Regions from separate parts of the Homo sapiens genome. Here region 1 is linked to region 2. A link is a contact called in ENCODE Hi-C or POLR2A ChIA-PET data. All regions are on one chromosome and are shown on one strand. The core of a region is the stretch at or near the end of the contact, and the rest is flanking DNA. Distances in the headings are between cores, read along the strand shown.

Region 1 (7,025 bases), core at 4,526-7,025, 1.0 Mb before region 2:
AGTGATGTGGTACATGTTGACATATCCCTTCTAATGTGAAGTAAAAGTTGTTTTAGCTAGTCCCTCCTAAAATCAAGACAGACAGAATGTCTAGTAGGCCTCTTTGTATTTGGAAGGCAACATATTCCTTATTTGGGTGTGCTACTCTAGCCCATTTACTGAGTGTATCAGTCAGGGTTTTCTAGAAAAACAGAACCAATAACCAAAAGGGGGTGTGTGTGTGTGTGTGTGTGTGTGTGTGTGTGTGTGTGTATGTATGTATACACATATCTTTATATGTATATATACATGCACAAACACACATATATGTGTATAAATATAGAGATTTATTTTAAGGAACTAGTTCACAAGATTATACAGGCTGACAAGTCTGAAATCTGTAGTGCAGGCAAGAGTTTATGTTTTACTTGAGTCCAAATTCTGTCACAAGAGCAAGCTAGCAAGCTAGAAACTCAAGCAAAATGTCTAGGTTACAGTCTTAAGGCAGAAATACTTCTTTTTCAGGAAACCTCAGTTTCTGCTCCTAAGGCCTTCAACTGATTGGATAAGGCCCACTCATATCATCAAGGGCAATCTCTCAGCATAACTACTTACAGATACTAATCATATCTACAAATTACTTTCATGCAACATCTAGACTAGTGTTTGACCAAACAACTGGACACCACAGACCAGCCAAGTTGACACACACAAAAAATTATCCATCACACAAACTGAACTATAAAGCTATTAGTTCTGAATGTGGCCCAGAACAAGAAAAGGCTTTGCAACAGACTAGGCTGCCATTGTAAGCTGCTGTGCCACTTGGGACATGTGATCCAGTAGATCCAATAGTGCTTCAAGTTTCAGAGGCAGATAGAGCTTCTGTGTGAAGCCTCTACTGACAGGCTCATATAGGTTAATCAGAGTGAAGACCCTTAGGATCTTAGAGCAAAGCTCTGCCATCCTCTCTGGAAAAGTACTCTCCTTTTTTTTTTTTTTTTTTTTGAGACGGAGTCTCGCTCTGTCGCCCAGGCTGGAGTGCAGTGGCGGGATCTCGGCTCACTGCAAGCTCCGCCTCCCGGGTTCACGCCATTCTCCTGCCTCAGCCTCCCAAGTAGCTGGGACTACAGGCGCCCGCCACTACGCCCGGCTAATTTTTTGTATTTTTAGTAGAGACGGGGTTTCAACGTTTTAGCTGGGATGGTCTCGATCTCCTGACCTCGTGATCCACCCGCCTCGGCCTCCCAAAGTGCTGGGATTACAGGCGTGAGCCACCGAGTACTCTCCTTTTGAGAAACAGATTTTGGCTTGCTACGGGGCCTTATTAGAGACTAAATGCTGAACAATGTGCCAAGGAGTTGCCATGAGACCTGAGCTGCCCATTATGAACTGGGTGCTATCTGGCCCCACGATTCATAAAGTGGGGCATGCATGGCAGTACTCCATCACTGAATGAAAATGGAATATGACAGATCAAGATCAAGCAGGCCCTGAAGGTTCAAGTAAGTTATATGAAGAAGTTGTACAAATGCCCACGGTCCCCATTCCTACCACATTCCCTTCTCTCTCCCAGCCCACACCTATGACCTCAGGGGAAGTTTCCTACTATCAGTTGACCGAAGAAAAAAAAGTGGGCCTAGTTTACAGATGACTGTGGACAATATGCACAAACCATCACAAAGCAGATGGCTGTAGCACTAACTGCCTTTCTGGGACAGGGATAGTAATGAAGGAAAACTCTCCTGTGGACAGAACTTTGGGCAGCACACTTGGCTCTCATTTTGCTTGGAAGAAGAAATGGCCAGAGGTGCCACCGTGTACACCAATTCATAGGATGTGGCCTACTGTTTAGCTAGATGGTCACAGAATTGGAAGGACATAATTGGGAAAATGGTAACAAGAGGATCTGGAGAAATAATGTAGATAGACCTCTTTGGGCAAAAAATGTGAAGGAATCTGTGTCCCACGTGAATGCTGACCAAAAGGTGACCTCAGCAGAGCAGGATTTTAATAATCAAGTAGATAGAATAACTCATTCTGCAGATCCCAGCCAGCTTTTTTCCCTAGCCACTTCTGTCATGAACGAAGAGGCCATAGGAAGGAGGAAGGTGGCTCAGCAACATGAACTTCTATGTACCAAGGCCGACCTGGCTACAGGTGCTAATGAGGCCCAATCTGCCAGTTACAGAAACCAATAATGAGTCCCTGATATGGCACCGTTCCCCAGAGTGATCAGCCAACTATCTCATGAAAGGCTGATTATATTGGACCACTGCCATCATGAATGGGGCACTGTTTTGTTCTTATTACAACAGATACTCTAGATATGGATTTCTCTTCCCTGCATGCAAGCATTCTGCCAAACCCACAGAATGCCTTATCCACCATCTAGGTGCTTCACACAGCATTGCTTCTGATCAAGGAACACACTTTACAGCACATGAAGTGTAACAGTGGACCCATACTAATAAAATTCACTGGTCTTACCATGTTCCTCATCATCCTGAAGCAGCTGGCTTAATAGAATGGTAGAATGGATTTTTGAAGACTCAGTTACGTTGTCAGCAAGGTGACAAAAACTTGTGCAATGTTTTCCATGAGGCTATGTATGCTCTAAATCAGCATCCAATGTATGGTGCTATTTCTCCCATGGCCAGGATTCATGGATCCCAGAATCCAGAGAGAGAAATAAGAGTGGGGCCACTCACTATTATCCCTATTGTTTCACTAGCGAAATTTTTGTTGCCTATTCTTTAACCTTATCCTCTGCTGGTCTAGAGGCCTTATTTCCAAAAAGAGGACTGTTTCCACTGGGAGATAGAATGATTCCACTGAACCGACATTAAGACTACCACCTGGCCACTTTGAACTCCTCATGCCTCAGAATGAACAGGCAAAGAAGACCCAGGGTTAGTGTACTGACCAGGGTTGCTGGTTACTAAGAAGAAATTCAACTGCTACCATACAATGGAGGTATGAAAGACTAAGTCCAGAATACGAGAGATCTTGTAATTACTTTCACGCTCTGTGATTAAAAGACTAAGTCCGGAATACAAGAGATCTTGTAATTACTGCCATGCTCTGTGATTAAAGTCAATGGAAAACTACAATAACCCAATTTAAGGACTACTTAAATTGGGTATGCCCAGACCCTTCAGGAACAAAGTTTTGGATCACCCCAACAGGCAAAGAACCACAAAGAGCTAAGGTGCTTGCTAAGGGAAAGGGAAAAATGGAATGGATAGTGCAAGAAGGTAATCATAAACAAAAACCAGCTACGACCATGTGACCAGCCACAGAAAACTGTAACTGTTATGTCTTATTTTGTAACGAATGTATTCAAATATTTAGCAAATATCTTTGTTTTCTTGCTCTTTAATCCCTTTATCATCTGACATAAGATATATTAATAATAGCTAACTTTACATCATGATATTTAAGTTATAGCTTATTAGGGAGAATGAACATTACCCAGGGACTCCGCATCCTCTTCTGGGGAAAGGGTTGGCATGTTTTCAGTTGTTTGAAGGATATTCATATTATGTTAGGCAGAAGTATGACTTTGTTATTGCGTTCATTTGGAGATTAAGTATCATTTAAGAAGATGTGTATGGGCGCCAAGTTGACAAGGATGGACTATGACAGTTTTATGTATCAACTTGTCTAAACTATAGTATCCAGTTATTCAATCAAACACTAACCTGGGTGCTACTGTGATGGTATTTTGTAAACACAGTTAACATCTACAATCAGTTGACTTTAAGCAAAGGAAATTATTCTTGGAAATGTGGGTGGGCCTGATCCAATCAGCAGGAAAGCCTTTTCTGAGAAAGAAATATTCTGCCCCACGACTGCAGCATCATCGCCTGCCCAAGAGTTTCCAATCTGCCAGCCTATCCTATGGATTTTGGATTTGGATTTGGATCTTTTCAATTACCTCAGCCAATTCCTTGAAATAAGTCTCTATGTTTTACCTATGTCTATCTATGTAGATATGTAGATACATGTATAAAACAATTAATTATTTTAAGTTACATCTTTGAGTATTTTAAGTGCAACTAAATAATTGGTAATATAATTACAGATATGCACTATATAAAATTATATTATTAATTTGTAATAATGAACATATACATTCATTCCTTCTGGTTCTATTTCTGTACAGAACCCTAATACAGGGTCTTTTAAAACATTAAGAGAAAAAATAGCCACTCTTTGCTTCAAAGGATACATCTAGAACCCAAAGAAAGTACTGAAAGATTTTAGTTTAATGCAACAAAGAACTTCTCACAAACCAGAACTGCCTACTAATGGAAAAGTTGTTCAGGAGCAATAAGTTCCCAACCACCCAAAGTATCTGAGGAGCTAATGAATGACAGTCTATAAGGGATACACCGGAGAAGTTCCTGTAATTAGCAGACAGTTTGAGCTTTAGGCTTTGTCCACTTCCTTGAGTTCAATCAAAGTCTGTAATTCTGTAACAGCACGGTGTGATCTTAGATTATTAGCAAGATACATCTTAACCCAAGTAGAAAATGAAAGCAACATCAAACAAAACAGTAAAGAAAAAAAGCTCAAATAAATTCTAAGTTTTAAAGGGATCACGGACAAGGCAAGAGGCAAAAAAAAAAAAAAAAAAAAAAAAGTTTAATTATTTGGTTTGGTGCTTATTGTATCTTGTAACATTCAGCAGTTGAACACTACGGGTTGTTCCAATTTCCTAGCTCTTTAAATTATATCCTATAAAGGCATAAGCTTTTATGTCTTTACTTCACAATAAAGTTCATATAACAATGAACTTGATTTTCAGGACAACAGAACAGAAGGGCTTTCACTGTATTTAGCATCCACATATAGCTCCACCTATACCACCTATTACCACCTCCATAGCTAACAAGGGAGCTCTAGCACTTTCTCTCCCCGGACAAAAGCCTACTAATTGGTCTCCCTGCTCTAAGACTAGACCTTCTAGAGTGTCATTTCAGTGAAAGAGCTGAAGTGATCATTTCCAAACATAAATCAAATCATGTCACACTTCTCAAAAACCCTGCAGTAGCTCCCCATCTCAGAGTACATGACATACAATGACAATGTCCTCACATCTTGTAGATGATGTCTACAAGACTGTACATTCTAGCCCAGACAACCTCTCTGATCTATCTATTACTCTCTCCATTGCTTACTCTACACCAGCCCTGTGGTCTCCTGGAAGTTTCTCCAAAAATCCAACAATGGTATCCATCAGGGCCCATGCACATGCCATTCTCTCCACCTGAAGGGTCTCATCCCTCTGTCTCTCCCTTCTCTCTTGTCAAATGTCAACTATGAAGATTTCCCTGACCACCTTAAATAACAGCAAACACACATATACTTTCCCTAACATTCTCTACCTTCTCACCTATTTTATTTTCCTTCATTGCATTTATCATCTCCTGATAAATATTTGTCTACTTGTTAACTGTCTTATCCTCAGTGAAATTAAGCTCATCGTTTTCTTCATTGCTCCAATACCTACAACAATATCTGTAAGTGTTCAATGAGTATATATTGAAATAATATATTAGCCTTAAGCTAAAATTTCAAACAATCTTCTCAGTTATATGAATATGCTCCTACACAGAAAAAGCTTTAAGAAGGAAAAAGTTCATATACTGTCCTAGTTCTCCTTGCATCCTTCTCACTGATTTGGTTTTACAGAGAATATGAAAGTAAATGTTCTGCCCGTCACAGTTCTCCTCTGTTCCACTGAACCTCAAATTATGAGCTCACATAGCCACAACTTCCTTGTTTGTCAAATAAGAGGAACTGGCGCATGGTGATCAGCTTCTTAAAACTCAAGTATCTAAAAATCAGATTTAAAATAAGGTTTATATGTAATTTTCAATAAGCCATAATGGAATGTCTCAGTAATTAGGATAAATCAACACTGCATATTTACATGAATAGACATATACATATATATATATATATATATATATATATATATATATATATATATATATATATAACCTGAGGTGCTAAATTTGGCTTCATTCTCATAATACAACTAGCACTGAATGCTATATTTTCAGTTTTACTGCTCTTATAAACTACATAGCCTGGTAACCAAGGTAAACAATTTGTATATCTGAAAGTTACATTCTGAATTCACCCAGGCAAAACATAAACCTGAAAAAATAGTCAGAAATGAAAACTATGTCACAAATATCACACATTAAAATCCTACATGCTTTAGTTAAAGGAGGATCCTTCATACCATCAAGATTTACAATTCAAGCCTTGATACCCCTATTTTCCAGTCTTAGCAGATACCAAAAAATAAAATGACAGCTGTCCAGTAAATAAGCTGATACAATCATATGCTGATGACTCCATTTATTCACATTCAAAAATAGGGAAGCAAATCTATGGTATTAAAGTAAGGACAGTGGTTAACCTTAGGCAAAGGCACATACTGATTTCAAGAGGACATGAAGGACTTCTGGGTAAAGGCAACATTATGTTTCTCGATCTGGGTGCTAATAACATGTGAGTATTCACTTTGTTAAAAATGGTTGAAATGAGCTGTATACTGATGATTTGAGCCCTTTCCTGTACTGTTATACTGTATTTAAGTAAAAAGCTTTTGGAAAACTAGATATTACAGCAATTCAAAACCATGAAAAATAAGGTTGAACATGAACAGTGGAACACAAATCAACAATCCTTAAGAGTATCTGTGTTTTTGCATGTGTACTAACCCTAATATTGTACCCATTAACTGTACCCAATACATTCTGATTAAGAAAGTAGAGAAATAAGTCACACGTTTTAGAAATAATTTGACTCCAAAATGTTTGAAATAAAGCAAGTTTTATAATTCAAAGGAGTCAAGGTTCAATTACTCAAGAGGCAAGAGTACTGGTTAAGGATGTGAATCTTGTTGTGAGAATTCTGTCTCACCCACTTGCCAGTTCTGTGAACTCGTGTTTAACCTCTCTGGGTCTCCGTTACATTACCTATAAGATACGGATCTACCCCATAAGCTTGTGAGGACTAAATGA
Region 2 (7,083 bases), core at 2,012-4,511:
AGAGCAGGACCAAAGATGAAAGAACAGAACAGAGGAGCTGAGGAAGGTGGACTTTGAGAGGGTTAGATCTGCTTTAAGCTGGAAAGGAGTATTCATGCCACCGAAACAAGGATTGGGAAAATCTTCCCACTCACCTTCCAACAAGCCTGCTAAAGTTTCCTCTTTTTTTTTTTTTTTTTTTTTTGAGATGGAGTCTTGTTCTGTTGCCCAGGCTGGAGTGCAGTGGCGAGATCTCACTCGGCTCACTGCAACCTCCGCCTCCCAGGTTCAAGCAATTCTCCTGCCTCAGCCTCCCGAGTAGCTGGGATTACAGGCACCCACCACCATGCCAGGCTAATTTTTGTATTTTTAGTAGAGATGGGGTTTCACCATGTTGGCCAGGCTGGTCTCAAACTCCTGACCTCAGGCGATCTGCCTGCCTTAGCCTCCCAAAATGCTGGGATTACAGGTGTGAGCCACCATGCCGGGGCCTCTATTATTTTTAAGCAGAGTGTTTTATCCTGGAGGAGATGAGAACCTAAAGGAACCCTTCCAACAGAAAGGGAGGTTGTACCACAGAATGGTAACCTCTGGCTGGGCCTGATTCCTGTCCTGCCACTTTCTATCTCTGTAACCTTGGAAGTCTCTGAGCCTCAGTTTTCCTATCTGTAAAATGGGGATAACAAGCAGTTCCTTCAGAGCAGTGCTGTGAGGACTAAATGAGATGTGATTGCTCAGCACATCATCAGCACTCAGTGAGAAGCTGTGATGATGATAGAGTCCACACTCTGCATTTTATCCTAAATGCCACATGGTCACAGCCTCAGCAGGACCAATCCCGGAGGCTCCAAGGCCCTTCTGCAGCCTCCCTTAAGCCGTGGGGCTGGAGATCTCAGGCATGTGCTGAGAGGCGGCACTCTGAAGTTCTCTCCATTGGTGCAAGGAGCGCCTTGCTCTGTGGATGCCGAGTGCCTGCCAGCTCTTCTTCTGCCCCCTCAGTGGGGAGCCCTCCCCACACATGCGCCCAGTTGTTTCCTCAACTGTGGCCCTAGGACCACCTGTGACAGAATCACAAATGCTTGTTGCAAATGCAAATTCCTAGGCCCAGTCCTTCATCTACTTAGTCAGGATCTGCGGGGGTGGGGGAAGGCTTGGAATCGGCATTTTAAACACCTTCCTCACGACTCTAATGCACCCTAAAACTTGAGAACCTGTGGGCCAGGGACAGAGCTGGTTGGACTTAGGATTGCTATGGTTCCCGTGTCCCGACCCCCAGCCAGGCTTGGCAGGCAGAGGACATCCATGGATTTGTGGCAACAGACCCTTCCACAGGAAGTGCCTGACATTTCATCAACAGGATGGGTTTGGGACAAGGTGACTTAAGGACATGCACTCTAAGTTTTTCCTTTAGTGATCAATTTCTTGTCATCTCTGGGATGTGATTTCTGTTGGGCTATCTTTGGGGGAAATAATGACTGTGGCGATTTCTTGGTACTGTCCCAAAACAGCTCTGCATATAATGAAAACTGAAAGGACCTGTGTCACCATACATGATAGTTGGTCAGAAGCCACTTACCCTAGAACTGGCACATTTGATATTTTTCAAAACTTTTTCTTGTTTTGAGACAGGGTTTCACTCTGTTACCCAAGCTGGAGTGCAGTGGCACGATCATAACTCACTATAGCCTCAACATCCTGGGCTCAAACAATCCTCCCACCTCAGCCTCCTGAGTAGCGGGGACCATGGGCATGTACCACCACACCCAGTTTATTTTTTTATTTTTTTGTAGAGATGGGGTCTTCCTATGTTGCCCAGGCTGGTCTTGAACTCCTAGGCTCAAGCAGTCCTCCCACCTTGGCCTTCCAAAGTGCTGAATTAAAACTATTTTGAAATAAGTATAGATTCACAGAAAGTTGCAAAGGGTACAGGGTCCCTGTGTATCCTCACCCCCGCTTCCTCATTTTCCATAACTACAGTGCAAAATCAAAATTGGGGAAGTAATGCTGATCTAATACTGTTAACTGGACTCCAGACCTTACTCAGATTTTACCACTTTTTACAGGGGGTCCTGTGTTTGTGTAGATCTATACAATTTTAACCTACATTTTAATAACCCTGTCTGTCTGGTTTATTCTGCATTTGTGCAGTGCTTTAAATGAAAAGATGTCTAGAAGATGAAAGTAAATTCCCTTTCTGTGTGTGTGCACATAGTGGGGAGGGTGGGATGGGTAGTTAAATGTCTGAAAGCAGTCAAGTCAATCATTTTGATGATCAGTGTGCCTCCCTCTTCCAGGCAGAGCCCCATGCAGGCATCTGTCTGGAATACCTTCCACAGGGCCACCTAATTTGTTAAGGGGAAGATAGCGTGGGGCACACACAGCCACAATTTGCTGTACCTCCGACTTTGTCAGGGATTAATGATTCCATTTCATATTTGACAAATCATGTATTTCTGATTGAAGAATGACTGAATTGCAAGCTGGAAGTTTCCAAATGAAATCATTTAACGAACTGGCTCAGTTCTTAGGGCACCTGAATATGCCCTTAAAATGTGAAACGTCTTTTCCTTCTTTTGTTGTTTCTTCTCATATTCACAAGGCTTAGGAACAGCACAGTGGGATTTTTCTCCTCACCTGCTTCAGAGCATTACCTTAGGAGTGAGAATTAAACCATAACGCAGAGAAAACCCTTTCCCAAGAGTTAAAGTCACTGAAAATGGTGGGGAGCTCCATGCACCCTCAAAATAAGCTCTGATTACAAGGCTGTGATTTGTTTACCGAAAAAGGGGCACACATTCTTCCTTCTCCAAAAGACAGATCACAAGAGGGTCTGCAGCAGTCCCATGGAAAACATCCATGACCTTTGTTCTGGATCTGGGCTGTGGGGATAGAAGGGGGCCAAGCCTCTGGTTTGTTCTTAGCAGGGGCTTCTTGATGAACAAGAATCAAGTCAGAACAAGATGGCATTAGTGAGGCTCCGAGCTGAGCCACAGGGGGCCTGTCATGTATGGTCCCTGTCTCAGCCAGCACTGATGTGGGGTTTCAGGGAAGGTTTTCTGTGTCAAGTGCCTGGTGTCCTACGATGGCCCTGCCTCTGAACTGAAGTACTCCCTGACTTGCTTTCATTTTCCTTTTCATGTATAAAAAGAGTCAAAGTCCCTGTGCCCGGGCGTTCTGGAAGTGTGCTTGGAGGGCCTCCATCGCTGGCTTTGCCAAGGCTCCCGAGGCGAGGGCCACGTGTGTCCAGACACGGCTCTCAGCAGCTTATCTCCTTTGCCAGGCCAGACCCGGCCAGGCCATGAGGCTGATTTTTGGTGGAGACGCAGCAGACGTTTACCCAGCCCTGCAGGGAAAACCTAACCCAGATGAGAAGTCGGTAGCCATTGGGAACACGTGTGTGCCACGACTCGGCCACATGCCCCCGGTGCACGTGTTACTGCTGCATTCTGGGTGTGGGGGGCATATGTAGCCATAGGCAGACTGTGGATCTACCTAATGTGGCTTATTTCCTTGAGGGAGGGGACTGGGCGTTTCTGTTGTCCCTCCCAAATCACATGTGTGCCTGACTCACGCTGGAGTCACAGAAAGAAAGGAATCAGCCATGCAGGCCAGTGACTTGGGCCCCAGACCTGGGGACCCACCTGGACTTCTCTTCCTGTCATACTCTATTTTGAGAGTCACCTAGTGCTGGCTGTATGTGTCACATATTCAGTCCCTTCTTGCATTTCTCACCACGTGGAGTGCCGTCATCCTGGTCTAAGCCGTCATCCTCCTGTCTGGACTCCTGGCACTGCCTGCAAGTGGCCACCCAGTTTTGCCCGTCGTACCCTCCTCACCCCCCACCAGCAGCCAGTGCAAGGTGATTGCATCACTGCCTGATTAAGCCCCCCAGTTCCTCCCATAATCCACTGATCCCAGTTAAGATCAACCCATGCCCCTTACTCTGTGGGAATCTGTCCCTGTCCCCTTGCAGCCTTGTGTCCCACCACGCACACCCTTCCCCACTGCTTCCAGCCACAGGGGCCCGCTTGCTTCTCCTGGAGCATACCAAGTTCATTCTCACTTTGGGACATCTGTGTGACTGCTCCCTCCACCTAAGATGCTCTTCTCCCAGATCACCACATGGCCACTTCCTTACCTCACCTACCCCTCTGCTCCAATGCCATCTCCTTATCTAAGACAGCAGGCCCACCCCCACCGCCCTGCCTGTCATTGTCCACCTTCATTTTCCTTCCTGGCCTGATCACCACTGGACAGTTTCAGTAAATATCTTTAGTTGCCTATGTGCCTATTTCCTGGCCCACACTGGAGCACAAGCTCCATGAGGCCAGGGGACTTGTTTGCTTTGTTCTGATGCTGATCATAGGCCCCTGCACTCATGACTACTTGTTGATTGAATGAATGCTCTTAACCAAGAGGGAAGGACAGTTTGTGAACATCACACACTGATACCCTTGCAGGGCTGTGTTGCCACATGAGGGAGGGTGTGGGGGTGGAGGTGGCAGTGCTCCTTCCCTAGGGCCACTGCACACACTCCACAGCTTCCCAGACAAACCCACCAGGGCTGCGCTAGTTAAGGCTGCAGGCTCCTCCTGTTCAGGGATTCTCCTTTGCAGCCACAGGTAAGCTCAGCTTCCCCTTTGTGGTTTAAGTCTTTGATTCCCCACCCCTATGTCTTTGCTAAAGCAGTTTCTTTTCCTTAGAATAGCTCCTGTTCCGCCCCGACTCCCCCTGCCCACGAAGCAACACCGCCCCCCACTGCCACTTTCCATGTCTGCTTGGCAAAATCATGCCCCTATTTCAACAGCCTGCTCAAATTTCTAACACTTTTCTAGCCCCCACCCTGAAGTTTTGTTGAGTTTTTTTTTTTTTAATTTCCACAACCAGAAATTAACTTCATAAATGCTGGCCATCAGAATGCTGTGTTGGTACTGCTCCTATGACACGTATCATGATTCATTCAATTAAACAAAGATTGACTGAGCACCTACTATGTATCAATTTCTTTACTGAGTGTGGAGGCTTAAAGATGAGGACAAAGCCACCCTCTTTAACATGGCTACCAATAGTTACAGTCACTTACTGCTACTGAACATTTGCTATGTGCCAGGCACTGTCAAAGTGCTTTATGTGGTTTACGTGGTTATCTAATTTTTTTGAGACAGGGTCTTGCTCTGTCACCCAGGCTGGAGTGCAGTGGCGCGATCTCAGCTCACTGCACCCTCCGCCTCCCAGGTTCATGCGATTCTCCTGCCTCAGCCTCCCGAGTAGCTGGTGTTACAGACACGTGCCACCACACCCAGCTAATTTTTGTATTTTCAGTAGAGATGGTGTTTCGCTATGTTGGCCAGGCTGGTCTCAAACTCCTGTCCTCAAGTGATCTGCCTGCATCGGCCCCCAAAGTGCAGGGATTACAAAGTGCTGGGTGAACTACAGCGCCTGGCCCGCTGTTATTTAATTTAATATGCCCAATATTCCACCAAGGAGAAAACAGAAAACTGACTCAGAGAGATAGAGTAGTTTGTCTAAGTTTGCACAGCTATTAATGAAGATGCTGGAGTTTGAACCTGGATAGTTTGGTTCCCAAACCCCACACTTATTCATTAGGCTAAACTACCAGGTGATGTCATGAAGCTATTTATTTATTTTAAGTCATTCATTCACTGAAAAAAAGTTCCTGAGCAATCTGTGTGTGTTAAGCACTTTGTGTGGCTTCTTCAGAGGAGGTGACATTTTGACAGAGACTTGAAGGATGTGTAGAGTTTTCATGGATCAAAAAGGAGGGGCTGGGTGCAGTGGCTCACGCCTGTGATCCCAGCACTTTGGGAGGCTGAGGCAGGCAGATCACTTGAGGCCAGGAGTTAGAGACCAGCCTAGCCAACATGGTGAAAGCCCATCTCTACTAAAAATACAGAAAATTAGCCAGGCATGGTGGCATGCATCTGTGGTCCCAGCTACTTGGGGGGCTGAGGTGGGAGAATTGCTTGAATTCAGGAGATGGAGGCTGCAGTGAGCCAAAATGGTGCCACTGCACTCCAGCCTGGGTGACAGAGCAAGACTCTGTCTCAAAAAAAGAGAAGAAGAAGGAAAAAAAAAAAAGGAATGAAAGAAGGACATTGAGCTTTCAGGCAGAGGGGAAGGCATAAGCTGTGGCACACAAAGGAGAAAATTCCGGATTGGGAAATGGTGATAAGCCTTTGTTCCTTGACGGGAAAGATGGCAACAAGGGCTTCATCTCACAGGCTAGCTTGTGTTGCTTGGGGGTGGCTGCCTAGAGCATGGTGTTGAGTAGGATTCTGAGGATGAGTCTGCACTTACTGAGAAAGAGTGCCATGTCCATCAGTTACTGTCTGCCATGGAGTGGAAATGTGGACTAGCAGCACACTTGCTGTGGTTTATTTTCCAAGGTATAATCTCAGGTGTGACATGGGCAATTCAAGAAGTAAGACTGGATAAGCAGTTTAGGAACACTCTTGGAAGGTTCTTAAATGCCCTAATGTTTAGCTTTATGAACACTTCTCTGATCTTCCCTCTTAAATAAGAAACTCTGGGGCAACATGGCAGTTTTCTTCTTCTCCACTCTTTTCGTTTCAAAAATGCATTCTCATCTTCAGATCCAATGGACTGGAAGTATGATTTTTTATAACAAAATTTCATTACAACAAAATGATTGAAAGTTAAGTCAAGTGTTGGAACCAGCCTTGACTTGTCTTTGTGAAAAAAAATGGTTTATGCAGCAGGACTATTCAAGTCAATGTCATGATAGTACTTTTAGTAGTTATAAACTATATATTTGGCATTAAAAAAAACAGACCTAGTTCCTTTTTTTCCAGTTAATCATGGTAGTCTGAATTTTTCAGTAATAACACTAATTAATGCCTAGCATCTACATTCCCCTTTATGATTTTTCGAAACACTTTTTTCACACACATTGTCTCATTTAATCCTCATAATAGTACCATGGGAAAGACAGTATTATTCTCAACCTTTCTTTAACAAAGAGGAAAACCGAGGCTCAGGGAGTTTGTTTAACTGGAGTCCAGACTTCCTGATTCTTTTGACTTTGCTATGCCGCCTCTCTGAAATATGCTAATACAGTCCTAA

What was found. A loop is a pair of places that touch in the nucleus more often than their neighbours do. ChIA-PET counts read pairs that join two places held with the same protein, here RNA polymerase II (POLR2A). Pooled maps may share reads with other maps.
Region 1: a loop to region 2 is called in a pooled map, with 2.5 times the contacts of the local background. The contact joins two enhancer-like sites. A Hi-C loop is called at or near these places in 1 of 37 single-sample maps with no recorded cell type and 2 of 50 pooled maps. POLR2A ChIA-PET finds 5 or more read pairs at or near these places in 2 of 52 experiments (T-cell and activated CD8-positive, alpha-beta memory T cell).

Annotation. Positions count from the first base shown.
Region 1 is chr4:26,884,786-26,891,810 of GRCh38, reverse strand. All of the region lies in intron 1 of STIM2 (stromal interaction molecule 2), which reads right to left. Among named protein-coding and RNA genes, the nearest start is that of STIM2, 27 kb to the right of the region's middle. Within about 2 kb of position 5,775, at least 9 of the 41 ENCODE cell types and tissues checked have a DNase peak (open chromatin) inside an H3K27ac peak, as active enhancers do.
Region 2 is chr4:25,840,014-25,847,096 of GRCh38, reverse strand. The region is part of intron 2 of SEL1L3 (SEL1L family member 3); the gene reads left to right. Among named protein-coding and RNA genes, the nearest start is that of SEL1L3, 19 kb to the left of the region's middle. RefSeq lists a silencer at 896-1,190 and an enhancer at 2,796-3,564. Within about 2 kb of position 3,261, at least 11 of the 41 ENCODE cell types and tissues checked have a DNase peak (open chromatin) inside an H3K27ac peak, as active enhancers do.